2 separate regions of the Mus musculus genome follow, and region 2 is linked to region 1. A link is a loop called in an ENCODE intact Hi-C map of the cell type or tissue named here. Cell type or tissue: left cerebral cortex. All regions are shown on one strand. Links, peaks and the distances in the headings refer to the core of each region. The heading gives the core; the rest is flanking DNA. Region 1 holds the start of Dip2c (disco interacting protein 2 homolog C). Region 2 overlaps Dip2c (disco interacting protein 2 homolog C).

Region 1 (16,095 bases), core at 6,303-11,302:
GCTTAGGAAAGAGCTTACGTTGGCTCCCAGTTTGAAGGCATGATCCATCAGGGTGGAGAAAGCATGACAGCAGGCAGGAGCGAGAGGCAGATATTCACTCTGCATCTTCATGCAGGTGCTCAGCCAGCTTTCTCCTTACCCCTTCTAGTGTAATCTGGGACCCCACACCATAGGATGATGTCATCCATGTTAGGGTGGGTCTTCCTTCCTCAGCTACACCTCTCTGAAATAATACTCCCCCAGACACATGTGTCTCTAATTAAGTTGACAAAGAAAATTAACTATCACAGCTGGTTTGCTGTTTCTGGAAAAGAATAGTAATAAAAGCGGAAACAAAAATGCACACAGAAGTCTCTGAATTTGGTTACAGTCATATAATTCAGTATATAATATAAAGTTTATATCTATCTATCTATCTATCTATCTATCTATCTATCTATCTATTTATCTATCTATCTATCTATGCTGTGGAAATGCCATAACAACACTAATGATCTTGAAATGCAAAGTTTCATGCAAGCGTCTCCAGCTATTTCCTAAATGACAATTAAATAAACTCAAACTTTGTGCCGCATATGTCTTGTCTTTAAGCCTGCCTGAATCCAGTTTTGGTAATTTGTTAAGATATGGTTGAACTCTAAGCAAACCATGAGTTCCCAGGCACTGTTCTTCATGGAAATCGCAGTGTAGGAAGATCCTGCAATCACAAGGCATATGCCACCCTCCTCCATACGATGTATTACTTAAGTATCTGGAGAGCTCAAAAAACAATAGTTTACAACCAACTTTTCTCAAGAACCTTGCAGGGGGTGGGGGAGATGTCACACGCAGAGGAAAACACAAAAATGAATAAATTCTTTCTTACCTTTATAGAGATTGGAATCACCTCACATTGTGTGGTGGCTTAAATGAGCAATGTCCCTCAGAGGCTCTGGTATTGGAACACCTGGTCCCCAGCTGGTGGCCCTGTTTGGGGAGGAGGTAGGTGAAGCTTTGTAGGAGGAACTATGTCTTTAGGGGTGGGCTTTCTGCTGTGTAGCCTTGCCCACTAGTGGTTAGCTCTAGCTACTTTGTGTTTATGATTAGAGATGTGATCTTTCAGCCCCCTGTTCTGTTGCTCTGCCTGCTGTTTGCTGCCATGGATCTCTAGAACCATGCACCTCCCTCTAGAACCATAAACCAATTAAACTCTGTCTTCTATAAGCTGCCTTGGTTGTGGTATTTTTTCCACAGTAACAGCAATAAGACTTAAGAAGCCAGGGTGCAGTTCGAGATACCCTTCTGCAAGGGGAGCAGTTTCTCTGAGCCTTCATTTTCCTTTTTGTTAGTGATCTCATGAATAAATAAACCGCCCCTGGCTAGCTGCTACCTCTAACATACTCTGATTTAACAGGATCTTTTACTCCCTTATACCTCAGATTTGCTGAAATCACGAGTCCAGTTAAAGGTTAGGGAGTTCCCTCAACAAAATAGGTTTGAAACTTAACAAAAAAGAAAGAGAGAAAGAAAGAAACAAAGAAAAAAAGAGAGAGAAGAAAAGGAAAAAAATGGAGGCATAGTTCTTCTGCTAGATAGACAAATGATGACCAATTAGTGGCTAAGATATGGAAAGAAGTATTTTACAACTAGCAGGTATGATGATTAATTCATTATTTAATTAGATATTTGTAGCTGCCCCTTCATGGAAGTGTAAACACTGTATCGAGGATGTATCTGGGCAAAACTTCCGAGTAGCACGGATAGCTTGTAATAGTACATATCACTGTCTTTTCAGACAACGTCTCCCTTACCTTCTTGTTCCTGAGCTGGCCTCCTTGATGGGGAGGCTATTTTCCTTCCTTCCTTCTTCTTCTTCCTGGCTATTTAAATGGTCTGAACCATGTCTCCTGGCCTTCATTTTAGGGAGGCTGATTTCTTGGATAATGTAAATCGTTCTACTGTGTTAACAAATGCTGATGCATAGTGCTGTGATGACTTGGTGAGCCATGCGCTTATTACTACACCTAGTGACCTGAGCTCCATTCCTAGGATCGACCAACCAATCCTCACAGATCTGTCCTCTGATCTGCACACTGTAATGAATACTGACAATGCTGGGGATACAGCTCGGTTGATGGAGTGCTTGCTTAGCATTAATCGAGCCCCAGACCTTGGAAGGAGGATCAAGAGCTCCAGTCATCCTCAGGTAAACGGCTGATGGAGACTAGGTAGAGCTATAAAGACCTTGTCTCCAAAACAAATAAAAAGATGCTGAGAACTGGGATCCACTTCCTAAGTAAAACTCACAGGCCCTACGTCAGCTTCCTGAAGGCAAAGAGTCTGAAGAGAGAGGACTCTGGTCCCACATAGAAGTGTTGGGGCCTCTGGCAGAGTTTTTTGAGCCAGTAGACCCGTGAATCTTTTCCAGTTATCTTCACCAATACATCAGCTTGACTTGATCCACACTTGAGCCAGTCTTCTGTACACGTGTTTACGTGCATATCTAGTCCATACAAAAAGTCTGCATTCTGTGAGGTTGAACATGAGCAGAACTGGACATGATGACACAGACAGGCTTTCTTCCTTGTCCCAGAGCAGGACTGCTCCATGAGAAACAGTATGTTTCTTGTTCTGCCATTCAACCCAATGCTGGGATTGTAGATAAGTTAGCTGTCAGATAAGACACACCTATTAATTACAAATCCCAGAGAGAACAGATAGATAAAGAGGTGTGTAATTCCAGAGGTGACATTAGGCTTGGCTTCATGGAAGGAGTGTCATTTGTTTGGGGGAGAAATATTAGAAGACAGGGTTTTGTTATATTGGCCTCAAACCTTTGCTTGTTTCGAGACAAGGTCTTACTATGTAGCTTTGACTCCCCTGGAATTCACTGTGTAGAACAAACTAGCCTTGAATTCAGAGAGCTGCCTCCCTCTGCCTCCCAAGTGCTGGGATTTAAGATGTGAGCTCCCATGCTGGGATGGCTGCAGATATTTTAGTCAAAGAGTCTTCCTGCCTCAGCCTCTCAATAGCTGGAGATATAGATGCATAGTACTGTGCTGGGAGTCGCTGAATTAAATTTTGCACGTGCCTATGACACAGGTTGGAGACCTGATGGGAGAAGATGAAGGAAGATGTTAGTAAAACAGAGACACAAGTAGTTGGGGCTCCTCATGACCATGGAAAATTCTGCAGCTGAACATAGATGTACAGGAGAGAACATCAGATCTTTTTCTAAATGCCACAGTGAATGGGCTCCAGTCCCTACTCTGCCATCTGCAGCAAATCTCTGTCTCTCCTACCTTCTCTTTTTCCTCCCATTCCTACCCCCACTCTTCTCTCTACCTCTCAAACCAGGCCTGGTTTGAGCTGTATCCACAGGACAGAGAGGGAGGAAAAGATTTGTGAGAAAAATATCATGGGCAGAGGCTATTGGTCTCTGGAATGAGAAAGGGATATGTAAGAGAAAGGAATGTTATTATCAGAAATAACAAGCTGGGGTGAGAGCCAGTTGGTAAGATGAGTTTGGCTTTTGACATCATAGCTTTGAGGAAATGGTAGAATTTCCTGATAAAGTTAGGTATCGTGTTATTGAAAACATTGTTAAGAGCCAAGAGCACACACACCCCCTCTCCACTGTACTTTGTAGTCAAAGACCTGCTGAAGTGAAGACCTGTCAGCTCCAATTCTAGCTATCCAACCTACATATTTAATGGTAAATACAAGTTTTCTCTGAGATCAACATTCACAAACAAATCATGACCTATACATTTCTTAAAGGTGTGTGTGTGTGTGTGTGTGTGTGAGAGAGTGTGTGAGTGTGTGTGTGTGAGTGTGTGTGTGTGTGTGTGTGTGGTGTGTGTGTGTGTGTCTGTGTGTGTGTCTGTGTGTGTTGCTGGAAGTGAGTCCTCTCTTTCCACCATATAATCTCAAGAATCTGAGTCAGACTGTCAGGCTCGATGGCAAACACCTTTCCCTACTGAGTCATCTTTCCAGCCTGACCTGTGTAGTTCCTAAAAGGAGAATATATACCTTATCTTGACATCACCCTGTCTTAAATTTACTTGGTATCACTTTCTGTTTGGAATGTAAAATGAACCCAGGACTTTCTACTTTAGAGAGGAGGATATTTTAAAAAACATTTAATAAACATTTTTATTAATTCTTTGAGAATTTTATACAAGATTCTTTTTATCACTATTTGTTCCCAACACCTCTCAAATCCATCTCTACTCCCTTATTCCTCAACTCTTTTCTTTGTTGTTTTGTTGTGGTTTGTTTCTTTCTTTTTTAAAAATTGAGTTACCCATCAAGACCAAATTGTTCTGCCCATATTCTCATTGGCATGTGGCTATCCAATGGAGTATGGGTTAAACCACAGCTTCAAAGAAAATTTACCATCTTTTCCCCTGAAGCCATCAGGAGCCCATAGCTCCTCAGCTAAAGGTTGGACTTATTAAGACCTCTGTTTCCGTGCTAGGGTGATGGCTGGCTTATTCTTGACCTTGTCTTGGTGCAGACAACTATAGCTGCTGAACTTCATCTTATAACTTTAGGATTTTATTATTGTGTTCATCTATTTTAATTGAAAATAGATTTTTTCTTTTTTCTTTTTTTTTTTTTTTCTGGAGCAAGGTTTAAATAGACTTTATTGTTACAAAGGGGGACCCCACCAAGCAGAGCCAATACATGTGGTCCCAGTTGTCACCATGGAGACATCGAGAGGTCATGATTGCAGAAGAGGTGACTGGAATTGAATAACATGGTCCCAGGGAAGGCCAGCCAGGAATGCAGGAAATATGATCAAGGTGGGCTGGCAAGAGGGGTCTAGTCAAAGGATGAGGGAAGACAGCTCTCTTCACTCCTGCTTCTTGTAGCTCTCCAGGTATAACGGATCCAGCCAGTAGGCAGAAGACAACACATGAAGCAGTAAGTGAGACCAATGTTGATATCCAGGACTTTGAGCTGCTCCTGTGGTGGCTTTGAGTGGACCTGAGCTGCTGGCATCATGAGCCGACGGGCAGAGCCGGTCAGGCTCCTCAGCAGCAGTGGCCTCAGGACAGACATGACGGCACAGAATGACCAAAGACAAGGAAAATAGATTTTTTCATACAGTATATTCTTATCATGGTTTCCCCTCCCTCATTTCTTCCCAGATCCTCCCCACCTCCCCAGCCATTCAACTCCACACCTTCTTTCTCTTTCTTTACAAAATAACCAGGCAAACAAACAAATGGGGAAAAGAAAGGAAAAGCATGAGAAACACATACAGATTTACAGACACACATAGAAAACCCATAACAACACAAAATTGGAAACAATATATATGCAAAAGATAAAAAGTAAGGTTAAAAAAAAAAAAACCAAGTCCAGACAAAGCATTATGGGACAGTAATGGAGACTAGGGTTTCAGTCCTGGTTTTATTATATTTTACTTCCTTAAGGTTTTTCATCTATAACATGGAAAGTGGAATGAGATCTTTAGAGATTTCTTAATTAGTGGCTAGATTGATCATAATGAAAAGAATGGGGCCAAACATTGTGCCAGCAGTATCTACTGTATTTTAATATGTTCTTAAGTAAACACCAAACCAATGGACATACCTCACAGTATAGGACCCGGTATAGAACCAAAAGAACCGGCAGTCTGGAGCTCACAGTTTTCAAGTTTATCATTGCTAGTGGCTTATTTCTCTCCCACAGTTCTCTACCGAGAAGCAGATCTTCATAAGAGAGCAACACTTGTCAAATGAATGAGATTTCCAGAGGTTTGTTCCTGGTCTTCAAGGAGTCTACCCACAGGCTAAAGATTAAGACTAACTGAAGGTCAAATTGGATGAAATCAGAGTGATAGGAACATAGTAAGGGAGAAGAGAGCTGACGGGGAAAATTCTGAGCCAACAAGAGAATTCATAATCAAGATGAGATGGCTCAGCAAGTAAGAGTACTAACTGCTCTTCCACCTCTGGAAGACCCGGATTCCATTCCAAGTACTCACATGGCAGATCACAACTGTCTGTGACTTCAAATCCTGAAGATCTAACATGCTGACTTCTATACATAAAAATAAACATAAACAAGATGAAAACAATTAAGAAGATGGATGTTCCATTTGGGGGCTGGGGTGTACTCAGGTTTTAGAATGTTGGTTTAGCCCTGGGATTGGTTGCCAGCATTGCATAAACCAGGCAGCATGGTACATACCATCTTTGGTTACATAGTAAGTTGGAGGCCAGCCTTGAACACATGAGGTCCTGCCTCAGAAGACTGATGTACAATTAGCAAGGATGCTGAATATTAGTCATCCTTTCTTCAAGAACCTATGGGGGGTGGGCAGGTAAGACTAGGCTGAAGGTTGGAGCAGTTAGTGAGGGTCCCCTAGTTTAAAGCTAAGAAGTTCACTTGCGTTCCATAAGAAGATGTGCTGAAGCACTGTTGAAAGAAGTGTCTACAATTTCAGGGTCCCATTGCTGGGTACACCATCTCAATGGTCTTTAGAATATTCCAGGCAGGAAGAAGCATGGGGACTAGAAACAGTGTTTGCAGGCATGGGAAGGAAGCAGACCATCAGTGTTTTTGTGGGATACATTTGAGGGGACTGAGAAGCAAAAGTTGTGTGAAGATAAAGGAAGGTAGAGAAGCCAGGGTGACTTTAGCCTAGATAATTAGGAAAACACTAGTAGCTGATAAAAGCAGGTGGGTGATGGGTAAGACCCTAAGGCCGAAGGCACCGTACACATTATTCATAGGACATGGCAGAATCCATCAATGCTAATCAGTAAGTTTCTTCTTTGTTGGCTGTCTTGCTTGGTACTGGAAGGTGCTATGCAGGCTGTGGATGTGTGTGTTTAACAGTTTTAACCATCTATGAACCCTGCAATAATAACCTGAATGATATTAATACTATGTGTGAAGATCAAGGTCATATGCTTTCACAACTGCTGTCTGATTGGATTTCAGACCTGCCTCACAGGAGGAAACATATGCCTGGTACTGCAAATCTGGCTGGGGAGATCATAGGTAGGAGTGAACCTAACCTACTATTACTACTCCGCTAAAGGGACGAGGCATCAAACTGCCCTCTAAATTTGTATTTCTCTACCCACAGACTAGTGCAGACTTCCGACCTCATCAGAGGAATTTCTTTGTGTAGTGGTTGACACAGAAACTCACAACTGATCAAAGTGGAGAGAATAGATGTCAGTAGAGTGCTCAGTCACAAATAGGGCGTCTGTATCATAACCCCACACCCGAAGCTCAGAGACCATCACAGAAGACGGAGTAGAAAGATTGTAATAGTCAGAGGTTGAGGAAAACTGGGAACAAAACTGTCTTCTGGACACGACAATACCTCTGGACTCACAAACTCACAGAAGCTATGGTTGCCAGCACAGGATGAAGGCAGTTAACATTCTAGCATGCCATAGCAAAGGGCTAATGAGCTCCTATCCCTATGGCCAGTTGATGGCTTCTCGGGGAGGGAGAGTCAGTTTTTTATTATTTTTTTCCATAAGGATGTGCCTCCTGTGAGATCAGCCATCCTGAAATATTTGAGCAGAACAAATTGGAGTCCATAGGTTATTGAATAATAATAATAATAATAATAATAGACATAAAATTGGGATAGTAGAGAGGTGGGGATGACTCTGGGAGGAGCTAAGGGATACATTGTAGGAGATTCTCAAAGAGTTAATAAAATGCTTTAAGAAGCAGGTGGATGTTTAATGTTAGGAGATGCTGTTTTTACTTTGGTTTTGTGGTGTTTGGGGCTTCAGGGGCAGCTAGGTGAGATTACTCTGGAGACAGCTGGCCATGCGAGAATGCCCCCAAATAGTCAGACTCCGTATCAGCCATTCAGAATAGACATTGATACCATCACAGGCGATGACCAAAGGGAAAAAAATTCACAAGAGGTAGAAGAAAAGCAGGGGATGATATTGTAGGATGTGAGGGAGAAGACACTTGCTGAAGACTCCTTAGGCTGGACAGTGTGTGACAGACCCAACCTACCTTGATTTATTTCCACGGATGGGAAAAATGAAGTCTAGACAAAACATTGTGTGTTTCAAGGTCATATAGTAGTCTGTTCTAGATCCATGCTTTTAAACTTCAAACCTAGGACTCAATCTATGTCTCATGCTGTTTTGTTTTTTTTTTTTAATTATTTTTTCCTCTTAAAAGTATTTTAAAAAAATCAGCCCTCGATGATCCAGAACATTTGAAGTTTTAACAAGCAGGCTAGGGTGTGCTTCCGAATGCCTTCTTTATTTTTCTCCTTGAGTCTTGAGGAGCCTAACTAAGCCTCAGGGTTGGGAAGACCCCCTCCTAAGGCCAAATGCACCACTGTCCCACGAGCGCGCTCTCGAAGTACTCGCTGGAGGCCCCGCCCCCCTGAGCGCGCGCCGCCGTGGCACGTCCGCGCGCTCCCACCCTCCGCGCGCGCCTTCTTGTTGCCCGGTGCGCGCGCAGCGGCGCTCGCTCCCGCCGGGGCAGGGCGGCCGCGGAGCAGCTCGAGAGCCCTGTGGCCGTGACCGCGGGCGGGCCCGTGATCCGGTGCCGGCCGAGCGGGGCCGGAGCCCGCGGCTGGGGGAGGCGCGCAGAGAGCCGGGCGCGAGGCCACCGCCAGGGTCGGGGCCGCGCTGAGGAGGCTGAGGAGACTGACGAGGCACTGAGGAGGCGCTGAGGAGACGCTGAGGAGGCTGACGAGGCGCTGAGGAGACTGAGGAGGCGCTGAGGAGACTGACGAGGCTGAGGAGGCTAAGGAGAAAATCCCCGCGCGCCTGCCCGCCGCCGCCCGGCCTCCCGCTCCCGCCCGCCCGCCGCCGCCTCCTCAGTGCGGCTCCTCCGGGTTCGAGTGGCGGCCGCTGAGGAGCCCTCCGTCGGCGAACAAAGAGGAGGCCGGCAGGGCGGAGGCGTCTGCGGCGAGCATGGCGGACCGCAGCCTGGAAGGCATGGCTCTCCCGTTGGAGGTGAGGGCCCGGCTGGCCGAGCTGGAGCTGGAGCTGTCGGAAGGTAACAGCAACCCCCCTTAGCCCCGCGCCCGGGCCGGGCCGGGACACCGCTTCTCTGGAGCGCGCTCGGGGCCCCGCGGGCCGGGCCGTGCTGTCACTCCGGGGAGGGCGCGCGCCGGGCCTCGGGGTGGCGGGGCCCCGGCCCTGACCCTGGCCCGGGCCCCGTGTGGTGGCCCCGGGGAGGGTGCATGTGTGTGCATGTGCTTGTGTGCGCGCGTGCTTGTGTGTGTGTGTGTGTGTGTGTGTGTGTGTAGTGTGTGTGCGTGTGTATGTGTGTGTGTGCACGCGCGCGCGTGTGCGTGCCGCGGCCCCCGCCCTCCAGGCTCAACTGGCACGGTGCAGCCGCGATGCCCCCTGCGCGCTGCGGCTGGGCCCGGGGCTCCCGGCTACGAAGCAAGATGGAGCAACCTTTAGGGCTGCGGGGGAAATGGCCTTGGTGGGGATGTGCGCTCTTCCCTAATGGAGAGGCGCTGCGTCCTTGATGCAGCTGCAGTACCACCACCACCACCACCACCACCACCACCACCATCATCACCACCACCACATGCACCAGCAGCACCACCAGCACCAGCACAGCACATGCTTCCACGCTCCCTGCTTGGGGACGGCCTCTGAATGGCCTGATTTTAATGCGAAACTTGTCAGTGGACTTCGGGATTGGATCCCCCTGAGGCTGCAGGCACACGGTCCTGTCAGCGGGAGGAAGATAGTAGTACTATTGTTCCGGCGTGTTTGTGACGAGCTGGTTGAGTTAGAGCCCTAAAACCTCCCCCCTCAGGCCAGGTTGGATGCCTCCTTCCCATCGTGCCGGATAGAGACATTGAGACTTTGCGGCTGCTCTGCTGTGATTTCACGGAGTGTTATATACGCTTTCGTCTTTGCTCTTCATGGTGGACATCATGTGCTCAACTGTCATAAGTTTCAGCTTGGGTTTTGTAGGTTCTTTTTTCCTTTTTCCTCCACTAAAGTTCCAAAATGTGTCTAGTAATAAATATTTAGCGGTCATCCCACTCATTGAGAAGACTACAGCTTAGTGGTGTGGAAATGGCCTGTCGTCTCTCTTGAGTTAATATTTGGAGCAGTTTAGCATGGTAAACTTTTTTTTTTTTTGGTAACGATTTGTGAGGGCCAGCAGCCAGAACGTAAATTCATTCGTGCCAGTTTTCATCATGGGGAGGAGCTGACGTTGACTTTACGTTTTCCCTTTTAACACTTGCAGGGTGGAGAGTAAACCAGGTGGCTGTAAGTGTTGCTTCTGTTATCAGATTCTCATAGATTAGACATTTTCTTTATCCCGAATTTGGGGTTCTCCAAGGTGTTTTGGAAGCAGTCCCTGGGAAGCTCCAATGGAGGAAAAGATAATGTGTCCCAGACTGTGCTTCCTGCCTCAGTTCTGACCATCTAGAGATAAGAGAGAGCATCACCCTTCCACAGGCAGAAAGGGCAGGGCTGAATTCTTTAGATTTAAACTGGAAGATGAGGTATGCAGTGTGGACAGTGTATTTCTAGTAAGTAACTATAAAGAAACATTTGTGTTTTGTTAGACTTGAGATAGACTGTCTTCTTCAGCTTACCAGCGCTGTTTTATCGTCTGCATCCTGTATTGAAAGCACCCCTTCCCATTCATGTTCTCACTCAAAGCAAGCACCTCTGCTATCTGCACTATGTTAATGTGATGTGTCTCTGCCCACCCATACTTGAAAAGTGAGAAGCCATCTGAACCTGCATTGAGCCCTTTCCGCAGGGTCTGAATCTCCCTGCCTACTAGGAAGTCAATTCACATTTACTCTCAAAGCCTCACATAATGCCTGGAGCCACATATCCTGCTCTCCTCTTGTTGAGAGTAGCTGTCTGTTTTGTTTTTAGGTAACAGCGGTCACCTGTCATGATCGATCACTCTTGAAGAGTGAGTGTTGCCCAGAGAAGTATGGAAAACCACTTTAGATGAGGTGTACTTAGCTTAACTCCCTGTGAGCACCTTGTGTCTGTATAGAACTTAGAGGACTCAATGAGTTTCTTGGTGAATGGGTGGGCTTAGAGAAGTGTGTACATATATTTGTATTCAGGAAGTCCTTTTCTATTTTCTTTTTCTATATGAGCTATGTTGAGACCTGACCTAAACTTTTAAGAATTACAAAAAGAATAGAATAGAAAAGAAAAGAAAAGAAAAGAAGAAAAGAAAAAAAAAAGCCTTTTGTCACTGTGTTCAGCTTCTGCTACTCCTTGGAACCTGCTCTTCTCCCAGCCCCCACCTCCCATCTATGTATTAGCTGTGCTACCTTTGACTTTATTATAAAGTGTGGCTTTGTCATTGTTGAGTTTTGATTGTGATTTACAAAAAACCATTTGAAATTCCATGTCTTGTAACCAAGGGGATTGTTTTCCTGGAAGAGATGAATCAATTTGTTTTCTAGTATTGCTGCTATTCTAGTATAGAAACCTAGGAGGTGAAGATCAAGAATCTCTGGGTCTCTTTACCTTGCCTAACTGGGAGAAAAAAATCCCAACATACCCAGTTTCAAAGTGAAAACTTAGGATGACTTTTACTGTCAAATTATTGCAGTGTACTGCTTCCCAGTATATTGTCCACCAAAATCTATATGGAAAGAGTTAAGTTCCTTGTCTGTACATGCCTTTAATCCCCGTGCTCAGGAGACAAGCAGTTCTCTGAATTCTAGGCCAGCCTGGTCTTTGTAGCAGGTTCCAGGCCAGCCAGAGCTACATAGTGAGACTCTGTCTCAAAAAAGAAACAAACAGAAGAGTTGGTTATTTTATTTATTCAACTATCAGAATATCAGAAAGTGTTACAGGAAAATCTGTGGAATTTCCAGGGCTCATTTTCTAAGAGGAGAATAAAAGAAAATTCCATTTTAATGACATACATTGAAAAAAAAATGACCAGACTATTAAAGTTTTTATATCAGCTACCAGCCTAAATGAGTTGTAGATTACCTAGATTTCTATACATTGGTTCACTTTGGGTCTGTACCATCTACTGGGGTGCTGTTATATATACTGATGCTATTTTTATTTGATCAAGTTATTGTTTGTTTGATAAGGATTTGTCCATTGGTAACTTGGCTGCAGGTTTTTTGTTTGTTTTAACCTTCCTGCTTTATTGTGCCTTTGCTCTTTCTCTAGCCTCTGTCACTGCCCAGTGCTTCCTTCACTGAGAAAAGCTAGGCTTTGTTTGCCATTATAGAGTCTTGTCAGTAAAACCCAAGAGGTTTTTGCAGGAGGTGTAGTGTGCAGCTTCTTATATTGATTCAGACAGCCCTGGGCCTACATGTGTGAATATATTCACTGGTGTGGGGCCAGGATCTTGGATCTGTTTAGACACTTGAGTCTGGACATGAGCTGGGGAAAAAGCCATTCCTGAGCTGGCTTCTACAGTATGCCTGGCAGGGCTGTGGTGGGGCCTTTCTCATACTCTTTTTCTTAGATAATTTTTCTTCTTTAAAACCAACAAGCAAACACAACAGTAACAAACAACAACAATGACAACAGAACCCACTATTCATGCCTTTTGGAATTATACATTTTGGGTTTTGGGGATTTTTGTTTGTTTGGTTGGTTTTTTTTTTTGGCTTTGAAGGATCTAGACACAATTTCATTAATATGTGATTAAACATTATCTGGCTTGAGGAAAAAAGTTTATACAGGAATGCCAAAAGAATTAGAGGAGGAAACAGAAAAATGGTATAAAAACAGACTGATGCTTTATTAAAGAAAAGAAATCATTGCTTGCCAACCGTTTTGGGTAAGATCAGATATAAAAAAATGATCTAGCTTAGTTCCTGACTGTTGTGTCAGTAGGTTTCTTTGTTAGCTGGTCAGTTGTTCCTGGGCTGGGCCTGTACTTCATTGGCCTTGTTAGAGCTAGAGCAGAAGCCTCTTCCTATGCTTTCCTTTTAGCTCGTTTGACACAGGGTCTCATAAAGTGAGAGTCCCTGGATGTGAATTTCCTAGGCAATTAAGGAGGACCTTGAATTTCCAACCTTCCTGTTGCTGAGATCGCATGCATTTAGCACCATGCTCAGCTTATGTGTTGCTAAAGATTGAAACATGGGGCTTCATGTTATTAGGCAAATATCTCACCAACAGACTAACATCCCTAACCTATGTAATATACATTGAAATGAGATGGCATCTCACTATATTGCTCTGGCTGGTTGTTCTTGAATGGTTTTTAGCCATTCTGTCTTAGTGTCTCCATTAGCTAGGATTGTAGATGTACACTCCTATGCCTGGTTAGGGTTATTTTTACAAAAGTCAAGAACAGTGCCTTGTAATGTAGCCTGCAAGGGGTATCTAGCTTTTGCAGAGGGGAAATTAAAAGAAAAAAAATGCTGTACTTAAACGTCATTGCTTTTAAATTGTTAGCATGTCTCATCCCTAATATCTTTGTAACTTCCTCTAATGGGAGTTGCTTAGTTTTTGCTTTGCGTTATTAACTAATGTACCAGATTATTCCAGCTATTACTTATGCTCCCAAAGAGTCTGATTTAGCTTTTTTTTTTTTTTTTTTTTTTTTTTCAGTATATTAAAGTGCTCCAGGAAAATGGTGAAAAGTCTACTTGAATGTCAGGTCATTCTGTATTGGTCAAAGAATCAATACTGTTTTGTTTTTAATGCACTCAAGCAGTCCCATGTAACTAGCCCACTGCTGTCACAAAAGAGTGGACTCTTAAAGCAGTGGCCATCTAAGGGTTTGGGAACAACACAATGAACAACACAACAGACGTTTCATTCAAGGACTAGGTTTTGCCCCTTGCCCTTCTCCTCAGTCCCTGAGCCTTGCTTAGGTGTTCTGTTGCTACAGAATGAGTAAGATACAGTTCTGCACAGCTTCTGTGCTGTGGCCACATTTGGGAGTCTGGAAGGGAGATTTGGTATCTTGATTGCCATCCAAACTTTGCATATCTTCTTTTCATTGTAAGGAAACAAAGCAAAACAATTGTGCTGGAAAACAAATGTGCAGAAGCATGTTTTCTTCCAGAGTCATCTCTGTCTGTCTGTCTGTCTGTCTGTCTGTCTATCCACATATACATACATAAATATGAACATAAAATCATTAGGAGGACTGTTTGCAGGGAGAGAAATGAGATCAATGATAGGGATACAAAGGACATGGTAGAGCATGGATAGTGAATAAAGGGGTATAAAGGATACATATGTATGAAAGTGTCATATAAAACCTACTATTTTGTACACTTAACATGAATAAAAAATATGTAATGTTGATTTTAGTGTACAGTTTAAGATTCTTCACAGGGAAATAAATAATTGGATTTGAATGTTCTTTCCTTAATGAATAATTCTAGATGTCAAATTCAGCTTCTCTTTCTCTCTCTCTCTACCCCCTCCTCTCCCCCCCTCCACCACATTTGTAAGGTTGTTTCAGGTACTAGTAACATATTTGCAGTGCCACTGTCACACTCCTTAGATCTGACTTTATGAGGTGAAAGCTTAACAGTGTGTCTGTTTTGTTTCAAATGGGACTCTTATGGATGCTGTTGGATGTTATGAGTCACATTTTGCCTTCCTCCTCCTAGCCTTTTCCAAATGGGTTACCTCTTTATTTAGAACTGATTTTTAAAAAAATAAAGCAGTGATTTATGGAATGAGTTGTAGCATTCTTTTGAATTGCAAAGGAATGTATTGAATAATCTTAGTTTTGATGTCACATATAACAACTGACTCACCTGTTCAAATCCTAGTTATATTATAAGATCATTTCTATCATGTTAAAAAAAAAGCACCTTAAAAAGGAAACTTCTGGTTGCATAGGCAAAATTACTGACTTACATGTGCACATTGATAGGTATTCTGGAGAGGAGGGCATTTCTTTCTTTTTTGTTTTTCAGTAACAGATAATATCTTTTGTTTGGTTCTTTTTTTTTTTTTTTTTTCTTTCTGTTCCTTTTTCCCTTTCTGTATTCTACTTTCAAGATATCTGACTTTAATTTTCCTTCTTTTGGGGTGTGTGTGTGCGCGCGCGCGTATGATACAAAGGTTACCCCCTGTTGTCAGTGTTCTCTGTTCTTTTATGCTGAGGGTCAAAATCTTGTCACATCTCAAAAGAAGTAATTGCATCCATTTGTTCCTGATGATGATAAATAGCGCTCTTAAAGAGGAGACTCTAATTGGGAATCCCAGCTGGTGCGTGTGGGGCGGGTGGCACATCGAGAAGTCAGCATGCCAGAGGAATGACTATTTAAAGTCATCCTAGCATACATATTCTGTATATCCTTTTGCTTCCTCAGCATCCAGTAGGGGAAGAAAGTAAGGAAATGCTGTGATCCTGAATTGTAAAACTGAGTTGAAATTACAGTAATTTGTGTGTGTGTGAGTGTGCGCACGTGTGCGCAAGCGTGTGCTCTTGTAAGGGTTGCAATTTTGTTTCATTGTTGGATATCTTGGGTGTTAACATGAGCTGTGTTATGAACTATGAATTGAGATAGTTTTTTTCCCCTCTGAAATGCTTTGGTTAATAGATATTAGATCAAACGAAGAAAGGAAAGAAGGATGAAGGAAATATATCTTGCTAAGTATGGAGGAATTTTTTTCATTGATGTGGACTGAAAAGATATTTTTTCTTCTGGGTTGATGACTTTATAAATCATTACTTGATTATTAGTTTGGGAAATGGTTTCTGTGAAAATTCTTTCTTCTGAACGACTGGAGACTATGGGACAGACCTGAACCCACTCTATTAGTACCAGAGAGGGAGATTCTTATTTATGTGTTCCACGGATCTTTATTTTTTAAAAGACCAAATTCTTTGGTTAGTCCATTACATATTTGTGGCCTTACTTATTTGAGATGTAATGGAACACTAAAATTATAAACTGAAACTTTTCTATGTAAACTTAGCATTTTCCTCATTGCAGCCATGGGAGATGTACAGTCAATTAATTGTTCAAGTTTCAACCTTAGGCTACTTTGTTGTTTGATTTTTAGTCATTAGGCTGGTATTTCAGTTTAGCTGATCATTTGTTGTTTTTATTTGGTTGAGTTTTTTTGTGTTTTGTCCCTTTCCTTCTGTAAAATAAATGTATGTATTTGGTTGATCATTTCACAAGGTTTAAAGCTAGTCTCTTTA
Region 2 (16,095 bases), core at 6,350-11,349, 170 kb after region 1:
TTGATACCTCTTATCAGGTTCCATGTGATTAATAGAGGGGATGGTAAAGGCAAATCTGGGCCTATCCCTTGGACACAAAGGTATAGAAAAGAAACAATCTTTAATATCTATAATAATTAAATTCCAGCCACGTGGTAAGGCGGAAAGTACAGGGAGACCCCTCTGTACTGGGCCAAATAAGTTCATTTGCTCATTAATGGCTCTGAGGTCATGGAGCAGTCTCCACTTTCCTGACTTTTTCTTAATTACAAAAATTGGAGTATTCCAAGGTGAGGTAGAGGGTTCAATATGGCCTAATTTTAATTGTTCCTCTACCAGTTGAATCACAGCTTCTAGTTTTTCAGAGGATAGGTGCCATTGAGGAACCCACACTGGGTCCCCTGTTTTCCATGGTATGGGTCGTGCTGCCCCAATGGCCGCTAAGGAAAACCCAGACCCTGTCTGTCTTGGTTTCCATTAGGTGAGATGGGCTCTATCCTTCCCTGTTCTTGATGTCCTAACCCTTTTCCTTCTTTATAACCCATCTTTGCCATGATATTTTTTGCTTTAGCTGAATACCCTCCTGATGGGGCGTTTTCATTGGACAAAATAAGGCCCAAATGCTGCATAATATCCCTTCCCCAGAGGTTAACCGGGAGTGGGAGCACATAAGGTATGAATTTCCCTTGCTGCCCTTCAGAGGATTCCCACGTCAAGGCAATGGAGCTTATAGTGGGACATGATTGATATCCTAGGCCCTGTAATGAATGAGATGACTCTGTGGTGGGCCATGCTTTGGGCCACCAATGTGTAGAGATTATACTTTTATCTGCTCCGGTATCAAGGATGCCTTCAAACTCTTTTCCATTAATCTTAAGGCGGAGCTTAGGTCTATCATTTAAAGATACAACCAAATAGGCAGAATCATTTCCTGAGGAGCCCATTTTCTTTATCTCAGGTCCTGCAGATTTCTCCCTGGTATTATCAGGGAGGAGCAGCAGCTGAGCTATCCTATCTCCTTTACTAATAGAAAAAACGCCCTTAGGGCTTGAGCACAGGACCTGTATTTCAGGGGAATGTTGACAATCCATAACTCCAGGGTGGACTACTAAGCCCTGCAAGGTGAGTGAACCTCGGCCGAGAATAAGGCCCATGGTTCCCGGGGGCAAGGATGGTATAGGCTCCACCGGCACCGGCTGAATACTCATTTGAGGCATTAGTAGGAAGTCGGAGGCGGCACGCAGGTCCACCCTTGTGGGTCTTCCTGGGTCGCCTCTCTGACTGCTTCCTGGGTCCTGACAAACCGGTTCCCATATCTTTGAGGGCCCTGGGACCGAGGGCCCGATGACCCGTTTTTTGGCACATCAGTTGATTGACTATCAGGTGGGGGAAGGACTCTGCCCTTTATATCCCTCACAGAGCGACACTGGTCAGCTCTATGATAACCCTTGCCACACTTAGAGCAAAGAGTGAGAGTCCCTCCCTGTTTATCTGGAGCTCTGCAATCTTTCTTAAAATGCCCAGGCTTTCCGCAATTAAAACATGTCCTCTGATCATTTCCGCTCATGGAGCGGTTCTGAGATTGGAGGATGGCGGCCGCTAAGCCTGCATTGGTGAGAGGTCCCCCAAGCTCCCGACAGACCCTGAGCCAGTCTTGTAAGCCTTTGTTCTTTCTTGGGGCTATGGCCGCTCGGCACTCCTTTGTGGCTTGCTCGTAGATTAGCTGTTCTATGAGAGGCGCAGCTTGCTCTGACTCTCCAAAAATACGCTCTGCTGCCTCTGTCATTCTGGCCACAAAATCTGAGAAGGATTCCTGAGGTCCCTGGATTATCTTTGTTAACTGCCCAGTGGTTTCACCTGCTCGAGAGAGCGCCTTCCAGGCCCTAATAGCCGTGGAAGAAATCTGGGCATAAGCTCCCCAATGGTAGTTTGTCTGATCAGCAGAATAAGCTCCCTGACCCGTTAACAAGTCAAAAGTCCAATCTCTCTGCTCTGGAGTCAAAGCAGCTGCGTTTGCTCGGGCCTGCGCTTGTGCAGCTTCATGCCAAAGCGCTCTCCATTCCATATATTTGCCCATACTAGGGAGAGCGGCTTTTACAACCGTTTGCCAGTCGGCAGGAGTTAGTGCCATGCCAGCGAGCCTGTCTAACTGCACCAAGGTAAAATTAGCATTGGTTCCGTATTTACGAACCGACTCGGCAATTTCCTTAATTTGTAAGTATTCTACCGGAGCGTGGACACGCCCACCCTCGGCTCCTTCAAAGACCGGAAATGCCTGTTGTATTTTCCTTTGTTCCTCTCTGGGAATGAATGAGTCTGCGCACTGCCTCTCTGCGCACTGCCTCTCTGCGCATTGCTGACGCACTACGCAGGGCGGGGACTCCGCATAGGGCGGACCTTGAAGCCGACTGCCCTGAGGCCAATCAGCAAACTGGCCTTCGCCAGCCGCTTTTGGCTTTTTTCTTGACCAATTAGCTGGCTGGTAATGGGCTGCTTCTTCCTCCCAGTCTGTTTCCTCAGAGGAGGATTCTTCACCTGCTTCAGAGCTACTAAGAGCTGGCTCCCTGAGCTCATCTAGTGACGAGTATCTCCTAGAGACCTCCGCTAATTGATCTTTCTTCTTTTCCCTTTTTCCTCTTTTTCTTCTAATCTCTCTCCAGGTATTCCTACCTAACCTTAACTTTTCCTCGGGTTCAAGACCCTTGGAAAGGCCTGTATACTTATTTTGTGTACCATATTTCCTCTTTGTTCCTACTCTCTCTCCCCGCTTTACTTCTGATAGCTTGTCCTGAATTTCCTCTAGAATTTTCAGCCCTATCTTAATCACTTGATAACATGTGAAAAGGAACAAAAGGGCTCCTAACACCAGAAAAAATTCAAGGCCAAACATATTCCACTTTACTTCTGATAGACTGTCTTGAATTTCGTTAGAAAGTTCAAGATCGGGCTTACCTCGTAAAGCTGTACTCACTGGTACTCTCGTTCCCCAGCTGAAAAGTTCTGAATTCATACAGTTGAATCCTTCTTAACAGTCTGCTTTACGGGAACCTTTATCACCGTCGTTCCCCAGCTGATGAGTTCTGAATTCGGCAGTTGAATCCTTCTCAACAGTCTGTGTTACGGGAACCTTTATCACCGTCGTTCCCCAGCTGATGAGTTCTGAATTCGGCAGTTGAATCCTTCTCAACAGTCTGTGTTACGGGAACCTTTATAAACGTGATCCGCAGTTCTGGTTCTGAAATGAAGTATCCCTCCTGCGCCAGTCCCGAGTTTTTTTCTCGTCCCGGAATTCGGCACCAATTGTTATTAGACGCGTTCTCACGACCGGCCAGGAAGAACACCACAGACCAGAATCTTCTGCGGCAAAGCTTTATTTCTTACATCTTCAGGAGCAAGCGTGTAAGAAGCAAGAGAGCAAGAAGCAAGAGAGCGAAAAAACGAAACCCCGTCCCTCTTAAGGAGCATTCTCCTTCGCCTCGGACGTGTCACTCCCTGATTGGCTGCAGCCCATCGGCCGAGTTGACGTCACGGGGAAGGCAGAGCACAAGTAGTCATAAGATACCCTTGGCACATGCGCAGATTATTTGTTTACCACTTAGAACACAGGATGTCAGCGCCATCTTGTAACGGCGAATGTGGGGGCGGCTCCCAACAGTAAGAAAGTTCAAAGAAAACATTGGCATACTCATCCTTTACTTTAGAAAACAATACTGTCATTTTCAAAAGTGATTTGTTATTGTAGGAATGGGTATTTACAATCCAAACTATGGTGTTTAAACTTGTATAATAATTACACTACGTGCTGCCAACTTTCAGGTCTCAATAGTCTTAGTATTTCTGTCCCTAAATATGTTTGTTATTGTAAACAAAATTGTGCATGCATGCTGTGGTATACATATGGAGGCTAGAGGACAACTTAATACAGTTGGTTTTCTTTGTCCACTGTTACATCTGTCCCAGAGATTGAAATCAAGTCACTGGGTTCATGTTGTAAGTACTTTGGCCTGCTGAGTTATCTTGATGTCTTCAGAATTTATTATTTTAAAGTGAACAAAATATAATTTTCTACTGTGGTACATGTTTTATAGGTGTAACTCACAGAATGACTTTTTCTGACATTCAGTAATTTTGTAAGAATACATAGGGTTCCATAGATCCCCTAAGTAGAAAACCACTTTTGTAAACCAGTGCTGAGATGTCCACCCTTTCTAGTCCACCATCAGAGTTGTTGCTGGGAAGGTGGTTGGAAATATTACATTTCTCCTTTTTGACAGACCAGGATATTGTATACTTTGAATAAACCTTGAGTAATGCTAATCTGATTAAGGCCACTTACTGGAAAATTTCTATTAGATATGGCTTGGAACCCTCTAATGATGCTCAATAGTGAAGGTTCACTTGCGTGTAGTTGTATTTTAAGACAGCAGCCCACAGAAATCAGCCATTAGCCTAATTGGAGCTTTCAGATACCATGGGAGTAAAAGATCTTTACTACCTGGCAAATGATCTCTGCTTTAAACGATTTTTCAAGTTAGAGTTCTCTAAGACCACCCTCAGATTCAGTAATTTACTTGAATGCAGACTAGCAAAGTTGTTTAAATCCTGTTTGTAATTGATTTCAATGAATGGGTATTAAAACATCAAGGGGAGACAGGAGCTGGGGTGGGAGAGTACCAGGTATAACTTCTGCTGTCTTGCCTGTGGGACAATACTCCTTCTAGCAATTGTATATATTAGCACACATGAACTACTGTTAAACAAACTCACGTGAGCCTTGAGATCCTCAGTTTTTACTGGGACTATTTATGTTCACAAGTTGGCTACCCATGTGGACATCCTTTATTTCTATTCCTTTTAGTAGATAAAGATCATTCTGCATGGCTTGAGGCTCATACAGTAACCACACAACTATCATGAATCATGTGGTATAGCCTAGAGACATATCCATCAGCCAGAGCACTCTAAAGACTCAGCAATTAGCTTCTTAAAAGGCTGAAGAGAGTGTCACACTTAACCTTTCTCAGGCCAGGTTAATATTTTATAGCACACATTGTTTTTTCAATTTCCTGTAAAAAATGCAAGAAAATAGCTTCTCAGTCTTGAAAGAGGATAACAAATGCGTAAGTCTCTCATTTTAATCATCTAAAAATTAAATTCCAAGCTTTGGCAATTCAAACTGTATAGTGCTTCTATAGGAACCTACATGGGCTGTAATTGAAAGTCTAGAAATTAGCTCATGTGATGTTTTGTTTTGTTGTTATTGTTTTTTTTCTCTTTCTCTCTCTCTCTCTCTCTCTCTCTCTCTCTCTCTCTCTCTCTCTCTCTCTCTCTCTCCCTTCCTTCCTTTCTTTCTTTCTTTCTTTCTTTCTTTCTTTCTTTCTTTCTTTCTTTCTTTCTTTCTTTCTTTCAGTGTGGTTGACTATTGGGGACAGAAATACTAAGACTATTGAGACCTGAAGGGATGGCACAGCAGGTAGAGTAATTATTATGCAAGTTTGAACACCATAGTTTGGATCTTAAATACCCAAGTAAGTGCCAGACTGCCATAGCAGCTTCCCTGTAATCTGCTTGTGGGAGATGGAGACAGGAATCCTGGATTAAGCTGTCTAGCCTAGGCCCTGGGTCCAAGTGAGGGTTAAGGAAGAAACTGGATGTTGGTTTCTTACTGCCACACTTATGCTCACACAGTTGCATGCGTGCATGCATACCACAGACATGAAAAAAATGCACCAAGACTATTGGGTGGAAAAGGGACAGGTCAGCTATTAACACCTCTAAATAGCCAGTAGACAAGAAGAGATTTCTGCTCTATACCCTATAGCTCAAAATGGATCAAAGGAGGGCTGAAGCATTGGCTCAGTGATTAAGGGTATTTGTTGCTTTTGCAGAGTACCTGGGTTCAGTTTCTAGCACCCACATGGTGATTAACAACAACTCCAATCCCAGGGAATCTGGAGATTAGGGTGGGAGGCTGAGCTTCAAACACTCTAACATGATATCTTAGGGTTAGTATTGCTGTAATGAAACAGTATGACCAAAGCAACCTGGGAAGGAAAGAGTGTATTTATCTTAAACATCTGTGTCACTGTTCACTATTAAATTGGGCAGGAACCTGGAAGCAGGAACGGATACAGAGGCTATGAAGGGGTGCTGCTTATTATTGTCATGCTCCCCAAGGCTTACTCAGCCTGCTTTCTTCTAGAACCCATGATCGTGTGCCCAGGGTGAGGAGGGGGGCTGTGTCCACAATGGGCTTGGCCCTTACACATCAGTCACTAAGACAATGTCCTAGAGCCTACAATCTGATCTTACTGAGGCATTCTCTCAGTTGATGTTCTTTCCTCTCTAGTGACTCTAGTGTGACTCAGGTTGATATAAAATTAGCCAGTGCATATGAAAACACATTTTCTTAAATGTAACATCTAATAGACAATAAAAAACCAAAAGAAAAATCGATTAAACAGACAAATTACAAAAATAAACACTTTTATCTTAAAAGAATATAAGACACTATTTGGAAATTATGTATATGATACAGGCCTCATATTTGGGTTATATAAGCAACTCTTATGGCTAAAAACAGTTGAAAGGTGAAGTGACATTTTGTGGTTTTGATATGCATTCTGAGATGATAAATTACAGACCACCTTTGTGTGTGTGTATGTTAGGCATCTCTATATCTTTAAATACTACTCAAAATCTTTTGTTCACTTTTCTTAATACTTCTTGTTCTGGGAGCATTTCATACACATATACAATGTATTTTGGTCAGATCTACTCCTTTCTACCTGAACTCATCTCCCCAACTAATGACCACCATATTTCCCCTCTCAACTTCTCCCTCTCCCCAAGTCACATCTGAAACCTGTATGAAAGGTGTGGGCAGCCTTTCAGTGGCCATACTTGCAAAGGAAAGAGAACCCTTCTGCCTCCCAGCGCCATCAACTCATAGTAGCTCCTCAGCTAGGGCTGGAGCCCTGTGAACATCCCCCGCCCCCTGGGTTGGAATTTTAATAGGCTTGATGTTCTGCATGTTTTTGCTGGCAGCCACAGCTACTATGAATCCTGGCGTGCAATGACCATGTCCTATCCAGAAGATGGCATTTTACAGTGCTCCTCCCTGTTCTGTGGCACTTAAGGACTTGTGTTTTCTTTTCAGTTTTTCAAGCCCGAGTTTCTCTGTGTAGCCCTGGCTGTTTTGGAACTCACTCTGTAGATCAGCCTGACCTTGAACTCAAAAAGATTCACCTGCTTCTGCCTCCTGAGTGCTGGGAGTCATGGACCACCACCACTCAGCTAACAATCCTTTAATCTTTTTCTTTTTTCTTTGAAATGTGCTTTCTCTATGTAGCCCTGGCTTTTCTTTATAGACGAGGTTGACCTTGAATTCACAAGAGACCCACCTATCTCTGCCTCCTGAGTGTTGGGATTAAAAGTGTGCACTACCACTGTCCAGCTAAAATTGATTATTAATGTGTTTTTAATTGTAATGGAGCTATGTCAGTTTTATCCCCTCATTCCTCTAGTTCCTTCCTATGACCTTCATTCAGACCCTGCCAGGCTATGCTCCCCTCTCTCAAGTAGATAACCTCTTTTTCTTTGATAATTGCTATATATGTGTGTGTGTGTGTGTGCGTGTGTATGTGTGTATGTGTGTATGTGTGTATGTATATGTATATATATATGTGTGTTTATATGTATACATATGTATGTGTGTGTATATATGTATGTATTCATGTGTACATATAAGTACACCCACATATAAGTACAACCCACTGAGTCCGATTTTGTTGGGGCTGATCACTCTGCTTTGGACAATCAGTAATGGGACTCATCCATGGGAAAGGCCGGTTCTTCTCCCAGCTATCATTAGCTGCCTTTAGTTACTTATCTAGAGTTGGGACACCCAGAAGTTTTCCTCTTTCATATTAATGTGCCCATTGATACTGCTTTGGTTTTGATCTTGTTTATGCAGCCATTTCTAGGAGAGACTTCCTGGTATTCTGGCCCACATTTTTGAATACTTTCCAAGATGTTTCCTGAGCATTATTGACCGCCCTCCTTCTTGCCCAGTTGGAACCCTGTCCCTGTCATTCCATTTCCCTGTTTCTCATCACCTGTCTCACTCCTTTTCTCCAGACTCCCCAAACCCTCTTCTATTCTCTTTATAATTTCATGGTTTCTTTGGATACTTTTTGTTGTATGCTCAAATCTTAGGATTTGGAGTTAGGAATCACAGATGAGAGAGACCATGGAGAATCCTCAAAAAAACAAACAAGCAAGCAAAAGAAACCTAAAATGCATTACCCTACCTGGCTATACCACTCCTTGCCATATTCTCTAAGAGACTTGGCATCCTGTTTCAGACATTTGTTCAGCCCTATTTATAATAGCCAGGAAATAGAAGCAAACTAAATGTCCTTCAACAGGTGAATGCATAATGAAAATGTAGTACATATACATAATAGAATATTATTCAGTTGTAAAGAAGGAAGTTTGCAGGTAAATGGATAGAAGTAGAAAAGATTATATTGAATGAGGTAACCCAGACTCCCAAAGAGAAAGTGCAGGTTTCCTCTCACCTGTGGCTCTTAGTCTTTCTGCTCCTTCTCCCAAGATGTTTCTTGAGCCTTGAGGGTGGAGTTAGTATAAATGTTGATATTCAGTCATTTATTCTCAGGACTTTGACTTGTTATAAGTCTGCATGAACACTCCTCACTGCAAGAAGTTTCTTTAACAAAGGTTAAGAGCAGCACAAATCTATGTGAATAAACAGAAATATTTAGAAAGAAGTTTGGTGACATAACCATTTAGTGCAATAGTAGGTTCCTTCTAGGCTATGCCCAATTTTTAAGAATTTTTTTCTGACTGCCTCTCAGTGCTGTGGATTAAACCTAATACCTCACACATGGTAGGTGAGGTGCTGCCCCACTGAGCTATGTCACATTCCTACTGCTTTGTAGAATCTTAAATTCTACAAATCTAATCTAACATGTGTTTGAGCATATTAGACAATATCACACAGTCACAGTTCATAAAACTGTGTGGGAAAAACTGACCGAAATGTGAGCTGAGTGTCCTACAAAATCAAATTTCTCCTACCCAGATGGTCTTTGTGTATTGTAGTATGAAGTGCTGTCCTGTTGCATTTGCCTCATCTCCATGGCAACCTTAGTGTAGCACATTTTGTCACTTGGTGCTTTTCTTCAGGCTTCTCACAAAGCTACTTATTTATCTGTGTGGTGTGTATATTGTATATTCCCTCCATGGAAATAAGTACTAGAACCTGTCCAGTTATTCACATAGAACAGACCCTAAGGAAGCCACTGTATGGGCAGGAGGCAGGAAACATGGCTCCACAGAATCTTGGAACGGAGAGAGATTTATTTATAACTGATTAATGGGAGCAAACTCTTTTGGAAGTCCGATTGTGTCCACAATGTCACAGGTGGATCTACACAGCCAGTTCACTTTCCTGCTAACTCTGTGTTAGCATAGCCATCAACATTATCACTTGGTGTTTATCAGGCATGATAAAAATAGCTCATATCTTTTGTCCTTTGCTTGACAAAAATATCTCTGTTGGCTAAGGCTAGTTGTTCAGGGCTCTAATTTTATGGAACAAAGATGCTTTTTTATGTGGTCAGCATAAAAGTTAGGGAGATAGTGAAGTGCTTGCCATGAAAGCATGATGCCCGAGTTCAATCCTCAAAACTGAGGAACAAAGACAAACAGGTGTGTGGTGGTATATGCACTTACAGTCTGTGCTGTGAAGGCGGAAACAGGTGGATCCTTAGGGGTCATTGACCACTCTGGCTAGTTAATCAGTAAGTTTCAGGCCAATGAGAGAGGCTATTTCAAGAGACGAGGTGAACAGCAACTGAGGAACAATGCCTGAGTTTGACCACTGAGTTCTACGTGCACCAGCTCCCATGTACACACAGACACTCAATCATGGAGTCCCTTTGCTAAGGTCAGAGTAACAGCACCCTTACCCCAGTTAGTCCTTGGTGCTATTTGCCTAATTATGGAATTACAATCATCTTTTTCTTTTCTTTTCTTTTCTTTTCTTTTCTTTTCTTTTCTTTTCTTTTTTAATTTGGGAATAGTTAATTCATGATCCCTGAAATGCTTGTCTCTTAGAAGTTGTATATTTTGGGAGGTTTAAAGTATAAAACTTGAGGAAATAGCTTAGTTTCTTCACATTGCATATCTGCATGAGGAGAGATAGGTCAGGTATCTGTGGAGGAATATACTCTAGGCCCTGAGTTTTCTTAGAATTCTAGAAATGTGCCTCAATTCAATCACTTGATAATGTAGTACAGGAGATGAAGTCCTTTGCCTCTTGTCACATTGATTAGAGGTGGCAGCTGTGGAATTTGAACACAGGCCAGCTATGGCTCTGGATAGTCTCAGCAGTATCTGGCTTGGACACAGTGTTGATCCTGTAGAGAGGCAGCAGAGAGGGCCAGGGTCTAAATGCAACCTTGTTACGCACTTGGTCCTTATGTGCTGATAGAGGCAACAGATCAACCTGGTGAGAAGACCCTGAAGAATAGAGATTCCAAAAAGAGTGTTGGCAAGGTGTAAGAGTACCGCAAGTGCTCCTGGATTTAATAAGGCCCTTTATATCTTAGACCAGTGTCAGGGAGGAGCTGAATATGTCCTGCATGAAGCAAGCCTGAGTGCCGGTAGCGCTCATGTGAGCTGCTAAGGAGTTTCCAGACTCACCAAACACAAATACTGTGACCTAGATCCAGGCACTATTCATACAGTTTATTAAGTCCATTAACACCTAAAAGACTTTTTTTTCCCTGTATCTTACAAACTGTAGTGGTGTTTATCTTTCATCATGAAAGTAAATATATTTGAAAGCAAGTATATCTTTTAGGCTCCAAGAAATTGAAGATAGGGTAGTGCCTGTTAGTAGCTTACTTTATAATTTTTTTTTTTTGTGATAAAGTGTAAATAACCATTTGAGGTATACAGTTTGGTGGCACTAGCTATGCCTTGTTATTGTGCAGCCAACACCACCATCTCTAGAACATTTTTTTTTTTTTCTTTTCTCAGAAGCCAGGAGTTACCAATGCTTGTCTTCTACCTCAGTCAAAGCCTTCACTCTGTAAAGGGGAAGACACAGGAAACCCACCATGCTATTGTTAAATCCCAGGTGGAATTTGCCTTCTTCAGGACAAAAGTGTTGGTTACTAACTCAAATGGAGAATGGGTTTTGTGTTTTCACACACATTACTGATTTCAAAAGGCACAATAGGTTTGTAACTGTTAATACAATTACAGCGTGGTGGTATTTGCTTCTTACCTTACTTTGTCAACATTCTGGATTACAGTAGTAGTAGTTGTATAGACATTAATTCTTGGTTTTTGCTAAATGCTAGTCCTGGAGAGACAGTGTTAAAACCAGCAGACAAGGCTCCCATGAGAAGGGCTCTTGACATCTTAGTTTTTTATTTTATTTTTTATTGTTTTGTACTTCTTTAACATATTTGTTGTAGTGCTTAGTATATAGGGTTTTATACTTTATTTTAGAGTGTAATTAGCTTGAAATCATTTGGTTTTGTAAATCACAGATCTGCCTCATTCCACAAACCAATTTCAAAAACTGATTTTCAAGTGTTATTTCACTAAAAAAAACCAGCTCTTCCAGTGTAAATGTAATTTTTGTAAGAATTAGTTTTAGCGGTTGGAATGTAGCTCAGCTGGTAGAGTAAATTTGTTCAGCATCAACTCAGCCTTGGATGTTGTCACAATCACCACATGAAGCCAATATGGTTGGATAATTCCAGGACATGGGAAGTGTAGTAAAGGGAATCAGAAGTTCAAGGTCAGCTTGGGTATTTGAGAGGTTATTTTGTTGTTGTTGTTGGTGGTGGTGTGTTTTGTTTTGTTTTGTTTTGTTTTGTTTTGTTTTTTGAGACAGGGTTTCTCTGTGTAGCCCTGGCTGGCCTGGAACTCACTTTGTAGACCAGGCTGGCCTCGAACTCAGAAATCCACCTGCCTCTGCCTCCCGAGTGCTGGGATTAAAGTCGTGCGCCACCATGCCTGACTGAGAGATTATTTTAAAAAAGGATTTAAAAAATGATTTATCATCAGCAAACTTTTATTTGGATGTTTTTATTAGGGAATGGAGAGGAAGAACAGGCTATATCGAACTGCTGGCTAGAAGGACTTGAAAATAGAACGCCTGATCGATAGTAATTTTATTTTATTTTATTTTTTGATGGGATGGTTAGGTGTGTTTTTGATACTTTTTTTCCTTTTTATGCAACCTATCTTACCCTAGCTTTGAGCTTGCTATGTAACCCAGGCTGTGAATTCATGATCATCCTGCCTAACTAGGAGTACAGGTGTGTGTCACTGTACTCAATGGAATAACAAATTCTTAATAAATACTATTTAGAATTGTGAAGTTTAAAAAAGGTTATTTTTAAGTACAGGTGAAATCATTATTAAAATGATAAAATACAACAATTAAATAGTTAATGTAATTAATCTGTGGCTTTCTATTCTACTTGATAAGAAATGCTATAAGAGTTCAGTACAAAAGGACATTCAGAGACCGTACAACTCACTAACAATCACTGTATCTCAGAGATGCAGGTTTTGCATGTATAATTAGAAGTTTTTATAATATACATTTCAAAGTCTTCATATTGATGTAGTATTTTGATAGTATTAATGACTACGAAATCTTACAAAGTTTAGTCCTTTCTGGATAATATTAAAGTTTGTAAGATTGTTTTGTTAGAGGTTGTCCTCTTTCCCCCAAAATAAAAAATGAAACAAAACAAATAAACCATGAGTCACAGCAGGGTGGCTATATTGACTTTGGATTTGAGAGAAGAGGAAGGCCTGATGATTTCAGCTTCAAGAGCCCCAAGTCATTGTCTTTCCGTTGGCTCCTATGTTGGGTTGCTGTAAGAAAATCTAGAGTCATAGCCCTTAATTAATGATGAAAGTTCAGGAAACATTTTCTATCTCTAGAAATACAGACTAGAAACAGAAAGAACAGGAAAATTGAGAGTAAGCACAATCCTGAGGTAGACCTTCCCCATCACATGGGAGACCGTTACAGTTGTATCCAGAGCAGCAGACTTACGACTGCCTTTGTGTGACTTAGCTTTGCTCAGCATCATCTCCAGTGTTCTCTCACTTTCTTATAGCTAGGCAAAACAAGAAACCTGCCTGTAGTGGGAATGATATTGTTTCCTGGGATGTCATGAGCCATTTGATAAGCTGAGGGATGTGGGGTGCTCACAGCCAGACAGTCTAAATGCCTTTATTTTGTAGCTTCTTTGTGAATTAGAGAGCTGCTTTTGGGAAGCAAATATGCATGCATTGATGTGTTTTGTTTGAAATGGAGTCTCCTGCAGCCCAAGGTGGCCCAGAACTCTTGATCTATCTACCTTCACCTGTGGAATGCTAGTATTATGGGAGTGTGTCACTGTGCCTAGTTTATGATGCTGAGATTGAAACCTATCAGGACTTTGTGTATGTTAAGAGAGCACTTTACCAACCAGGTTACAGTGTAGCATGCATTAGTTAAGACTGAAAATTGATGCCAGGGTGTCAATTCTTATTTAATGAATGAGTGCTAAAAATCATTAAAAGGTCTTTTAAGAAGAGCAAATGCACTCGCCAGTATAGAGACTTTGTCTTCCTAAAGCAGGGCAATCTTCCCCAGAGTAGACAGAACCTACAGCTCCCTTTACATGGCTTTCCTGTTTGCAGCTGATATGGTCAGTCTCATCCCAAAAGGGCTTTTTCTCCCCTCGCTACTTGATTGTAGAAAATGAGACTTGACCTTCAACCTGGACAGACGCTTCTAGCTCTCCTTGTAGCTATTTCGTGAAAACGTGAACCCATCGTACTGTGTGCTAGGGATTTACTAGAAGTGGCCTTTTTGAGGTGGTGGTGTTTATCTTTTTATCACTACCAGACACGTGGTATTATCTTAGCATTTGCAATTCTTTCTGAGAAAAAGAATGCAAAAACTGAAGGATTAGCCAGTGCGTTTGAAAATGGTGTTTTTGAAAACACTTCAAGATAGAGGACAGAATCCAATGGTAACTCGAGAAAAAGGAATGGTTTAAGATAGTCACTTTCCCTGTTTGAATTTCACACTTTCTCTTTCCTGTCTGTGCAGAAGCCATTTGCTGGAGAGAAGGTTTAATCAAAACTGAGTCATAGGTTTGACTTCCAAAAATACCACAAGGCTGTCTTTCAGCACTCTTTCCTCATGTCTTCTACCTCTACAGTGTTCCAGGATTATAGTCACTGAATTCTAAATCCCATGGCTAGCTGCTGTGAATACTATGGCATTAAACTCTTTCTGACGTGTGTCTTGTCACGAGAGTGTGAACAAACCATTGGTAGCCTATGGTAAGATGTGTGAGGAGAAAATAAACAGATTTGCAAGGACACTCTTAAACCAATCACTACACAGTTCCAAAACCACCTGTTGGCCTCATTAAGGGATTCTATATGCATGGGGTTTCAGCATTTAATAAGTTAATGCCTTCAAAGATTTGAGCTTTAACGACCAGTTGGGAATTTTAGCTTGGAAAGAGCTCTTGTGTTACAGGTAAAGAGGTTGGCTGTCTTTAATATTTCTAGTCTTTTTGGCTCCAGTGTCCTAATGCTTTCCATAACTCTGTTTTAGCTTCTATCTGTTTTTAAGGAAGAATGATGTTCAACAAAAACTCAACTGGCTTATGCAGGCATCCTCAAACTCTATTTGCTTCTCCTGTCTCAGCCTCATGAGGGCTGGGATTAAGTCACACTTGTTTGGTGACCATGTTTTCTTTTCTTTTTTTGCAGCACACAATATAATTGCTTTATGACACGATTGATTCTCAAAATTGGGTCATTTTGAGTCTGTGTTTTGTATTTTATTATTTTAGAATTTCACTTGTTTTGGTCCAAAGTACCTCCTACTCCTTCCCTTCCCATTTCCCACATTCTCCTCTGCCATTTGAAAGTATAATTTTAGTGTAAGAATTTGAATATGCTTACTTTTACTTCATTTTTCCTCTGCTTAGCTATCATGAGATCTGCTCCATTTGTTCTAAGACTTTATTGAGGGACAGAGTCAACTCTGATCCTTCCTTAGATATGGACATTAAAATAACAAAATCAAGATTCAGAACTATCTATAAACTGTTAGGGGTGGATGGAGATATCTGACATAATATTCACGTCCCTGAATTCTACTATGTTTGATTCAAGATGACAGCCTTGAACTTACTATCTTTGCGTAGGTGATAATGGCTCTGTTCTTGCCAGTGAGTAGACACTGTGTTGGGCTTTGGGCTTCTGAAGCTTATGGCTGTTACTCATTACCACCATAATGTCTGAAGCTTCATTTGTATTAGTAGAATCTGAGTTTACCTTCTTATTTGTGATACAGTCAGACTTTAAAGCTGGCATTGGTACCCTGTTTACCCACCTCTCCAGCACATTGGTCAGCCTCGTATAAACTCAGAAGTTTTTCCCTGTCCCCTTTTTATTTTTCACTTGGCCTTAAGTTCTGATAAGAACAGCTGTTGTGAATTATGCACTCGATGACTCTTTTGTAAATAAAGCTGGGATCCTGAGTAGTGACAATTGTTTGTCCCTGGGAATCTGAAAAGCTATTTTGAATCAAGACCATAGCAAACACACAGGAACTAAGGTTTTTTTCTGATTGTTTGGTATTTGCTTAACACCTTTCAGTCTCTCATTACATGTCATATCTAATTCTTCAAGGAGAAGTGGGACTATGGGATAAAATACCACATGCACTAGCAAGTCAAAGCATATTTTGGGTTATTATTTAGCTGGGCAGAGGTATTCAGACTCAACTGAAAGTGCCATGTGACTTGAAGAGCTGGTGAGTTGGTTAACCAAATTTGGACAGAGCTATATTGTGTAACTGACATCAGTGGAGATTAAATAGCTTGGGGGTAGGGTGGGCTGGGGGAGAAGCAAGGAGGATAACAAGGAAACAAGCGCCCGTTAGATGTGAACCTGTACACTGGGACTTTGTTAGCCAAGATGCTGTGAACTTTCCCATTGCGATGAAAATCTTAAAAGATACAGCTTTTGAGGTTGAGTTCC

What was found. Hi-C counts contacts between places; a loop is a spot of excess contacts. Peaks named below come from ENCODE experiments on the same cell type or tissue, not always from the same donor. Only the 100,000 strongest peaks of a DNase experiment are listed, where the experiment ranks them.
Region 2: it touches region 1 in a loop (2.1-fold over the local background); 4 of 42 quality-filtered maps call a loop at or near these places.

The regions. Positions count from the first base shown.
Region 1 is chr13:9,268,076-9,284,170 of GRCm38, forward strand. Dip2c (disco interacting protein 2 homolog C) reads left to right here and starts at 8,450. Exons shown (of 37, transcript NM_001081426.2): 1 at 8,450-8,991. The coding sequence starts at 8,907. It also overlaps the pseudogene Gm46391. In left cerebral cortex, for the core only: a CTCF peak has its summit at 8,625; DNase peaks (open chromatin) are centred at 7,876, 8,458, 8,639, 9,262 and 3 more places; H3K4me3 peaks cover 2,877 bases; H3K27ac peaks cover 1,383 bases.
Region 2 is chr13:9,436,262-9,452,356 of GRCm38, forward strand. The region is part of intron 1 of Dip2c (disco interacting protein 2 homolog C); the gene reads left to right. Among named protein-coding and RNA genes, the nearest start is that of Dip2c, 170 kb to the left of the region's middle. In left cerebral cortex, for the core only: no CTCF peak of the experiment used is centred there; a DNase peak (open chromatin) is centred at 9,120.